Regions from separate parts of the Homo sapiens genome. Here region 2 is linked to region 1. Evidence: chromatin loops called from intact Hi-C (ENCODE). Cell type or tissue: B cell. All regions are shown on one strand.

What was found. A loop is a pair of places that touch in the nucleus more often than their neighbours do. Peaks named below come from ENCODE experiments on the same cell type or tissue, not always from the same donor. Only the 100,000 strongest peaks of a DNase experiment are listed, where the experiment ranks them.
Region 2: a loop joins it to region 1, with 9 times the contacts of the local background. A loop is called at or near these places in 1 of 110 quality-filtered maps.

Annotation. Positions count from the first base shown.
Region 1 is chr6:167,140,548-167,144,547 of GRCh38, forward strand. It overlaps LOC112267970 (a long non-coding RNA gene), which reads right to left and starts at 804. Exons shown (of 2, transcript XR_002956379.2): 1 at 480-804. RefSeq lists enhancers at 2,181-3,109, 3,110-4,000. In B cell, CTCF peaks have their summits at 1,811 (motif pointing left) and 1,816 (motif pointing left); DNase peaks (open chromatin) are centred at 298 and 1,814; H3K27ac peaks cover 3,108 bases.
Region 2 is chr6:167,018,088-167,022,087 of GRCh38, forward strand. All of the region lies in intron 7 of CEP43 (centrosomal protein 43), which reads left to right. Among named protein-coding and RNA genes, the nearest start is that of CEP43, 21 kb to the left of the region's middle. In B cell, no CTCF peak of the experiment used is centred here; a DNase peak (open chromatin) is centred at 2,354; H3K4me3 peaks cover 618 bases.

The sequences.
Region 1 (4,000 bases):
TGACAGAGAAGGGTTGTGGTCCCCAGTGAGACAACGCCTGCCTATCTAACCTGCACAGCCTTGAGCTCCAGCACCCACCCGTGCACAGCCTTGAGCTCCAGCACCCACCCGTGGTGCAAGTTTCAGTATCTGATCCCAGTGGTTCACCTACTGCCCTGACCTCTGCCCTGAGGTGTGGCATCTCCTCCCTTCCCAGTTCTCTGACAGGGAAGTGGGGAATTTCCCCAAGTCTGAGTGGCCTCCATATTCAAAGCAGAGACATCCCCCTCTCAGCTGTGGACCTAGGGATGGTGATCTCAGCTGTGGCAGCAGAAAGCAGCTGTGATAGCCCAGGGGAGGCCAGGCCCTATTCTGCCCCCTATTTGTATAAACAGAGCATTCAAGGCTCATGACTTCAGCGGGGCTCTCTGTTGTCTTAATCTCATTCTTGGGGCACATTCTCCTGTAGGACACAGAAGGAGGTGGCATTTTACATTTACCATTAGATGATTTGAGTCATTGCAGCCTCACAGCACAGCTGCCCTGATGCATTCTACATTCTGCTGGCTGCTGTGTGGAGAACCTGACATGTTCATGGTCTTTGTGCTCAGGGATTTCACGGAATAAAGAGGCTGCAGCATTCGGATGAAGGCCACCCTCGCTCTGGCATGTTTGCAGAGCTTGGGGTGGTCTGCATTCTACATTCCGCTGGCTGCTCTGAGAATCTGATGCACTCAGTCTTTGTGATCTCACAGAATAAAGAGGCTGCAGCATTCGGACGAAGGCCCCTCGCTCTGGTGTGTTTGCAGAGCTCAGGGTGGTTTGCTGTGACCTGATTTCATGCTTATGACTCAGTATGCACAGCTGCAATCTTCTTCCTTGTGTTGCATTTGCCAATAGCATGATATTCCTGATGCCTTATTTAGGTAAATCCATATAAGAGCTAAGGCAGGAACGATTTATTTTCTACTTCTTGGCTGATTCCTCTCTTCATTGAGAGTCCAGGTGGACAGTCAGGAATGATGGGCAGAGTGCTGTTCTCCTCACCTCGAGGCTGTCCTCAGCACAAGGGAGCTGTTGTACCTCCTTCCAGCCCATTTCCATTCTAGACAACAAGAAGCAGGATGCGGGAAGCAGGTGGCCTTAAAGACACAACTGGAAAGCTGTGGAAATCATTTCTGCTCCCAAGGTGGGAGCCTTCACTTAGTCACATGGTTACAGCCAGGTGAAAGAAAGTCTGGGATGCTCTTCAGCGGGTGGCCGTGTGTCCATGTGCACGCAGTAATCACAAACACACCATGTAAGAAGGGGGAGAGATACTGAGAAAACCACTTTCATGGAGGGGAGGCAGCCGGACTCCTCTCTTTAACCAGAGGGGAGGGTCTGCATCTCCCCAGCTGTAGGTAAGCGGTAGCCGAGGCAGCCCACTAGGCCAAGGCCACTCAGGAGATATGGCTGGCCCTGTGCAGCAAGTCTAGGGTCACCTGGGATGCGCCCTGTACACAGGGGCCTCTTCTCCTGTAGCCCACTAATAATTACCACAGTGCCCACAGCCGGTCCATCTAAATGTTCAGAATACTGTATTTAGAATTAGTGTTAACATTTGAATAAGGTTTCATTTTTCTGCCTAACATTGAAAGATGAACTGGATTCTTGGATGTCACATAACATTTTGGGGTCCCCTTTCTGAACCTAGAATGTAAATAGATGAGCTAGCACTTCTCTTCACGCCAGTGGGGAGCAAATGCGATTCCTAAAGTCCTGGCTTCACCAGGAGCCGAGCTCCTGAGCCTTCCAGGGGTGCCTCTGCCCTGGACAGGGCGCTGCTGCCCTCTGGTGCGCGAGCCGCCTCCCAGCGCCTGCACCTGCTCCTGGAGACGCTCACCTTCCCGGCTGTTGCCCTAATTCTGCAACGTGTCAAAGGACAAATGTCACATGTATGTCTTAGCGGGGAAACTCTACAGTTTATTTTGGATAATAAGTATGTGAAATTAATACAATCTTATACTATCTTCTTGCACCCGTGGCGTAAAATCTTCAGAAAAATATCACTGCACTATTGCTGCTGTTCATTTTTCTCCTTGTTGCTTTTAACATTCACAATAGTAGATTGGCTCTTTCCTTTTTATTTTATTTTATTTTTTTGCTATGTGAACATATACATAGCAGAATAAATATATGTATAAATCAGGAAATACAGCATCTATATATTTTTATGGCAGATAATGTAGAATGACTTTTAGGATATTAAGTTAATAAAAAGAAGATATGTAAAATGATGTAATCTCTACTCACCAAGAATTCATTATGCAAGTCCAAAATTAAGGAGAAAGGTAAATAAACATTCCAGGCAACCTCCCTTTTCCACCTTTGTGAATCACGGCACATCTGATTGTGCACTAGGATGGCAGAGGAGTGTGTGTGACCCTGGGCGAGCTGGCTTTCATGGTGGTCCTTGCTGCCTTTGGGCCCCCAGGTGTCCAGGTGGGGCAGGAGAGGTGGTGCTGCCTGGAGGCAGCCTCTCCTTAGGAAAAGCCTTCTCAGGACCCCTGTCCCTCTAGTCCTCTGCAGACCTGACTTGACACCATCTCACACGGATGCATGAGAGGCCGTGGCCAGGGGTGCCCTCTGAGAACCAGCCCCCTGGCCCTGTCCTTCAGCCTTCTGGGCCTCCTTACTTACTTTTCTCCAGGGAATGTGATAGAGACAACGTGGCTGGCGGCGGGGCTGGGGGTGCAACCAGGGGAGAGCTCGTGCTCTGAGATCTCTCCCGTTAGCTGTTTGCTCTGCTCGCCGCTCACTCTAACCAGCTACAGAGCATCTATTCTGTGGTGTGGGCAGCTGCCCACCACCCTTGCCTCCTGGGTCCATGGCTGAGCCACCTTGTGCAGCCCCTGGGGACTCTGTGGGGCATGGGACTGAGGTCTGGCTGGAGATGCCTGAACACAGGTGAAACGCATCATTTCCAGGTCTGGTGCACAAAACCACTCGCTTTCTCCTGAAGGCCGGAGGGAGCAGGCACAGGAGACCTTGGAAACAGCTGCTGGAAACAGCAGAACCTGAATACACTGACCCTCCATGTGCCTGGTGCTACTGTGTGAGCAAGAAATGAACTTCTGTTGGGTTTGAGTCAACCTACATTGAATTTTGTTTCATGATTTACTCATCCGAGGCATGGGCCATCGTTCTGAGCTGTCCCCAGGCCTGACTCTCCATGGCTCTGGCTGAGGTCCTTCCACCCGCCCTCCTTCCTCCCCACTCACGTGTGCCCATCAGCCTTGGTGGAAGCTTTGCTCAGGAGATGTGGTGTTGCAGGGGCTCTGCCATCTTCTGTGGCCAGTTCCAGGGCCCAGGGCATTGGCTCTCCCCCAACCCTTTGTCGCCAGTTTCAAAGGTGGAAGCCACCCTCCCCAGCAAAGGTGGACCTGGCCTGGGCTGTGCCTGTTGATTGTCCTAAACTCCACTCCCTAGCGGTGCTGCACACCCACACCCCTGCCCTGGGCCTGCCGTGGGTCAAGTGGAAGATTGTTCCCATCAAATAGTAAAGAGGAAAGTGAGATGGATGCAAATCCCAAACCCCACTTCCGTATTCTGCCCTCTCTCCACCTGGTCTTCTGCCTGTTTCCAATGCTCCCATTCACTCTGGAGCCCCTGGAGTTTGGCCCCTGCCCCCATCCCACCAAGCTGTCTTCAAGAAGGCTGCCCTGTGCCCTATGCAGCCAATGCAGCAGACGCCTCTCAGCTGCCTCCTGCAGGTAGCACGAGCCCTTCTCCAGGGCCCGGGCAGTGGGCTTTGCTCTCCTCCCTCTCAGGTGGGCAGCTCCATCTCTGCCTCACTTTGGCCCCTCCAACTTTATTTGACCCTGACATGCAGTGGTGCTCCTGACGCCAGGTGGGGTTTCTCTTTCTCCTCTCCCTGCATCCTCTCCCCAGGCCACCCTATCTCCCCTGGACTTCAGGACGGCACACAGGCCGATGGCACCAGCATGTGCATCTCAACTCTAGATCTTCCTCAAGGACC
Region 2 (4,000 bases), 120 kb before region 1:
GTAGATGGATTACTCCAGTCTTTGCCTCCATCTTCACATGGACTTCTCCCTGTGTTTCTCTGTGTCTCTTCCCCCCAGCAAGGATACCACTCATTAGGTTAGGACCCAGGCCCACCCTACTCTTTGAATGGACTCATCTTAACTAAATACATCTGCAGTGGACACTGTTTCCAAATAAGGTCACACTCTGAAGTACTGGGAGTTAGGGGTTTCAACATATTTCATTTGTGGGATACAGTTTGACCCATAACTTTTGTGCTTGTCCAGAGAATGAATTCTAAGGCATTGCCATGGTATGTGTGTGTGTGTGTATTTTTTTTTGAGACGGATTCTCGCTCTGTCACCAGGCTGGAGTGCAGTGGCGGCGATTACAGCTCACTGCAACCTCCAACTTCCTGGTTCAAGCGATTCTCCTGCCCCAGCCTCCTGAGTAGCTGGGATTACAGGCACGTGCCACCACACCCAGCTAATTTTTGTATTTTTAGTAGAGACGGGGTTCCACTATGTTGGCCAGGATGGTTTCGGATCTCCTGACCTCATGATCCGCCTGCCTCGGCCTCCCAAAGTGCTGGGATTACAGGTGTGAGCCACTGTGCCTGGCCTTATATTTTTTAAATCTTATTTGTTAGTTTTTAAACAATACTTAACCTTAGTTATTTAGCTTCATTTTGAATCTTCAACTTAGCCAAATCCAGGTGATACAAAACCCAAGTAACTGAAGTTTATGTACGTAACATAAGTTCGTCTTAACTCATGATAAGGGTTTTTAAAGCAGATTCCCGGGTATACATACGTATACAGATGGTCCCCAATGTTACAACAGTTTGATTTATGCTTTTTTGACTTTATGATGGTACAAAAGTGATATAGATTAAGTAGATAGCATACGTTGAGTTTTGATCTTTTCCCAGGACAGTAATCGGTGGTACGATTCTCTCTCGGGGCCAGGCAGTGACGTTGAGCCACGGCTTCCAGTCAGCCACATGGTCACGAGGCACTCTGATGCCAGGGGACTGAATAGCCAGCATTTTTTGGATATTGTGTTTTTGCACCTCATGTTTATGAAGTGCCCGTTTTCCACTTTGTGATATTTTCACTTGACGGTTGATGAGGTGAAGCGCTGTTGTGGGTTGAGCATCTGTGCACATGCATACACCTGCTGTGCACACGCATACACCTGCTGTGCACACACATACACCTGCTGTGCACACGCGTACACCTGCTGTGCACACGGGTACACCTGCTGTGTACATGGAGGAGCCACTGAAACTGCTCTCAGCGTTTTCAGTGCTTTGGTTTTAATCTGCAAAATGTGTTGATGACAAATCTTTCTCCTCTTCCTGTAGATTTTTTTAATAGTGAAGTTTATTTGGAATTAAGTTTAGTGAATTCATTAATAACCTAGTTGGTAATGGTCTTTTGGCAAAAATGAGCCATAGTTATAAAGTAGTAACATGTTACTGTGTGGTTTAGAACTAGATTTTGAGAGCAGTTCCAAAGCAGATTGTTTCAGAATTTATTTTTACTCCCTGGATTAAGAGAACTATATTTTTAAAATAATTCTGTTATGTTTACAAGTATGTGTTGTGTAATATAGTAATGCCCTTCTCCGTAAAACTTGTCTTCCTAAAACTGGTCTTTCTGTCTATAGCGGGAATATTGGTCAAACCTGTCAAATAATCATGGATACCTACTAGTTGCTCAGCTTTGATACTAGATAGTTCATTATGTGGATTTAAGTTACATTGGCAGTGTGAATTCTTGGGGAAATCAGAATAATTATTGTTTCTCATAATATTGCTTTACATTTACATTTTTCAGTTTCTGTCATGCCAGTTATTCTTTGGCACTTTCTCATGAGTGTTTAGAAGGAGAGAATCTGTCGTGGCCACAGGCTGTGTCATTGTACATATGTTTAAATATCACATCAGGGTATTTATTTCCAAATGCATATTCTTTTAAAAAGACATAAATCCATTATTAAAACAGTGTAAAAATCAGAAATTACAACTGCTGTGAATTACATAATATTTTTCTATATTTGATAATACCAGGAAAATGTCAAGAAAGTTGTTAGGAAATTTTTGAAAGTTTCCATCCCTTTGAAAATATGTTGTCTAAAATTATAACTTGCTATTTATTTTTTCAGACATCTCTTTATAATCATTAATTTATATTAATAACATGGAATGTGTAGCTCTCTAGAAGGCAATAAAATTTGCACAGCATATATCTTGCCTACTGTCAACTAGTCAAGACCTCTACCTGGTGTAAAGATGTAAACGTATATCATAAGACATGCATAATGCATTCTGTCTGTACCCATATGAAAAGTGAAACCATCCTTCAGGAGCGTCTTGTTCGGTAATGTCTAACCCAGACTTTGGTCACCATGCTTCAGTAGTTACTACTCTTTAATTCTTTCTCAGCCATCCATCCCTTCCTAGATATAATTTGATCTGAAAAATATGAATCTAGTTCAATTCTTGAGGAAACTCATGCCTAGGAAATTAATTTACTTAAGATTACACGGGCCATGTATGGTGGCTCACGGCTCACGCCTGTAATCCCAGCACTTTGGGAGGCCGAGGCGGGTGGATCACTTGAGGTCAGAAGTTCGAGACCAGCGTGGCCAACATGTTGAAACCCTGTTTCTACTAAAAATACAAAAATTAGCCAAGCGTGGTGGCACGCGCCTGAAATCCCAGCTACTCAGGAGGCTGAGGCAGGAGAATCGCTTGAATCTGGGAGGCGGAGGTTGCAGTTAGCCCAGATTGCCCCACTGCACTCCAGCCTGAGTGACAGAGCGAGACTCTGTCTCAAAAAAAAAAAAAAAAAAAAAAAAGATTATACGACTGGGTGTAGTTTGTGCTTGTAATCCCATAAACCCAGCTACTTGGGAGACTGAGGCAAGGAGGACTGCTTGAGCCCAGGAGTTTTAAGACCAGCCTGGATGACATAGTGAGAGCCTGTTTCTTAAAAAAGAAAAAAAAAAAAAAGAAAAAAAAATGGAGTTAATAATTTTGGACTACATTCCAGATTCCTTGTTTCAGTTGAGTGCTTTTTCTATTATTCCACGGGTATTTTACACAATACTGCTCTCTTTAGTATGCAAGGCTGAATTTTGGGAAATTGCCATTTTTAACCCATAAAGCCCACAAATTCATTATAATTTAGCTTAATAGCATAAATATTGAGTTAACCTCTGGAAGCAGGCTTTGACTTTGATATTGACCTGACCACTTAACTCTCTGGAGACTTTGACAAGTGACATCAATGTCTGTCTCTGTGTTTCCTGATTTATATCCACAGATAGAAAGCCATCTCCAGATCCTAGGGCCATTTTCAAGATTCAGTGAGATAAGGTGAAGCATTTGAATGTTCTCCATAAATGTCAGCTGCTTTTATTATTACTAGCATTATTTTTTGTTTTCATTATTATTATTAACATAGACCCGTCTAAGGGCAGAAAGAAATCTGACCAAGAATGGAGTGAAAGTCGGCTGTGAAGGTTAGGACTCCCTGAAAACAAAAAAGAAAAGTGGTAACATCACTCTGTATCCAAGGGCATGGATAAGGATGATTCAGAATTTTTTTATAACATTGATGTTAATATACATAGAGAAATACACACACACACACACGTATATATGTCCATGGACATCAAAATGAGGTATAGGTTAGGAAGTTACCCTGGAAGTTAGAATTGAGATAATTACTTTGATTAGCAAAGGTTTATGTTAGAAATATGAGTGGTTGAAGGCAGCGCCTTTCACCTTGATGCCTGTTGTGTTTAGCACTGGATAGAAAATTGCTATTTTTACTGATGACTACTTTAATGCTTGGTTCATTCATATGAAATAATCTTTCTTTTCTCCTTTAATAATAATGATCTCTCCTGATTTCAAGTTGAAAATGTATTAATTTAAGATAACTTATGAAGCAATGACATATGGAAGAGGAGATGGGAAATTGTTTCTCAATGGGAAAGTGTTTATAA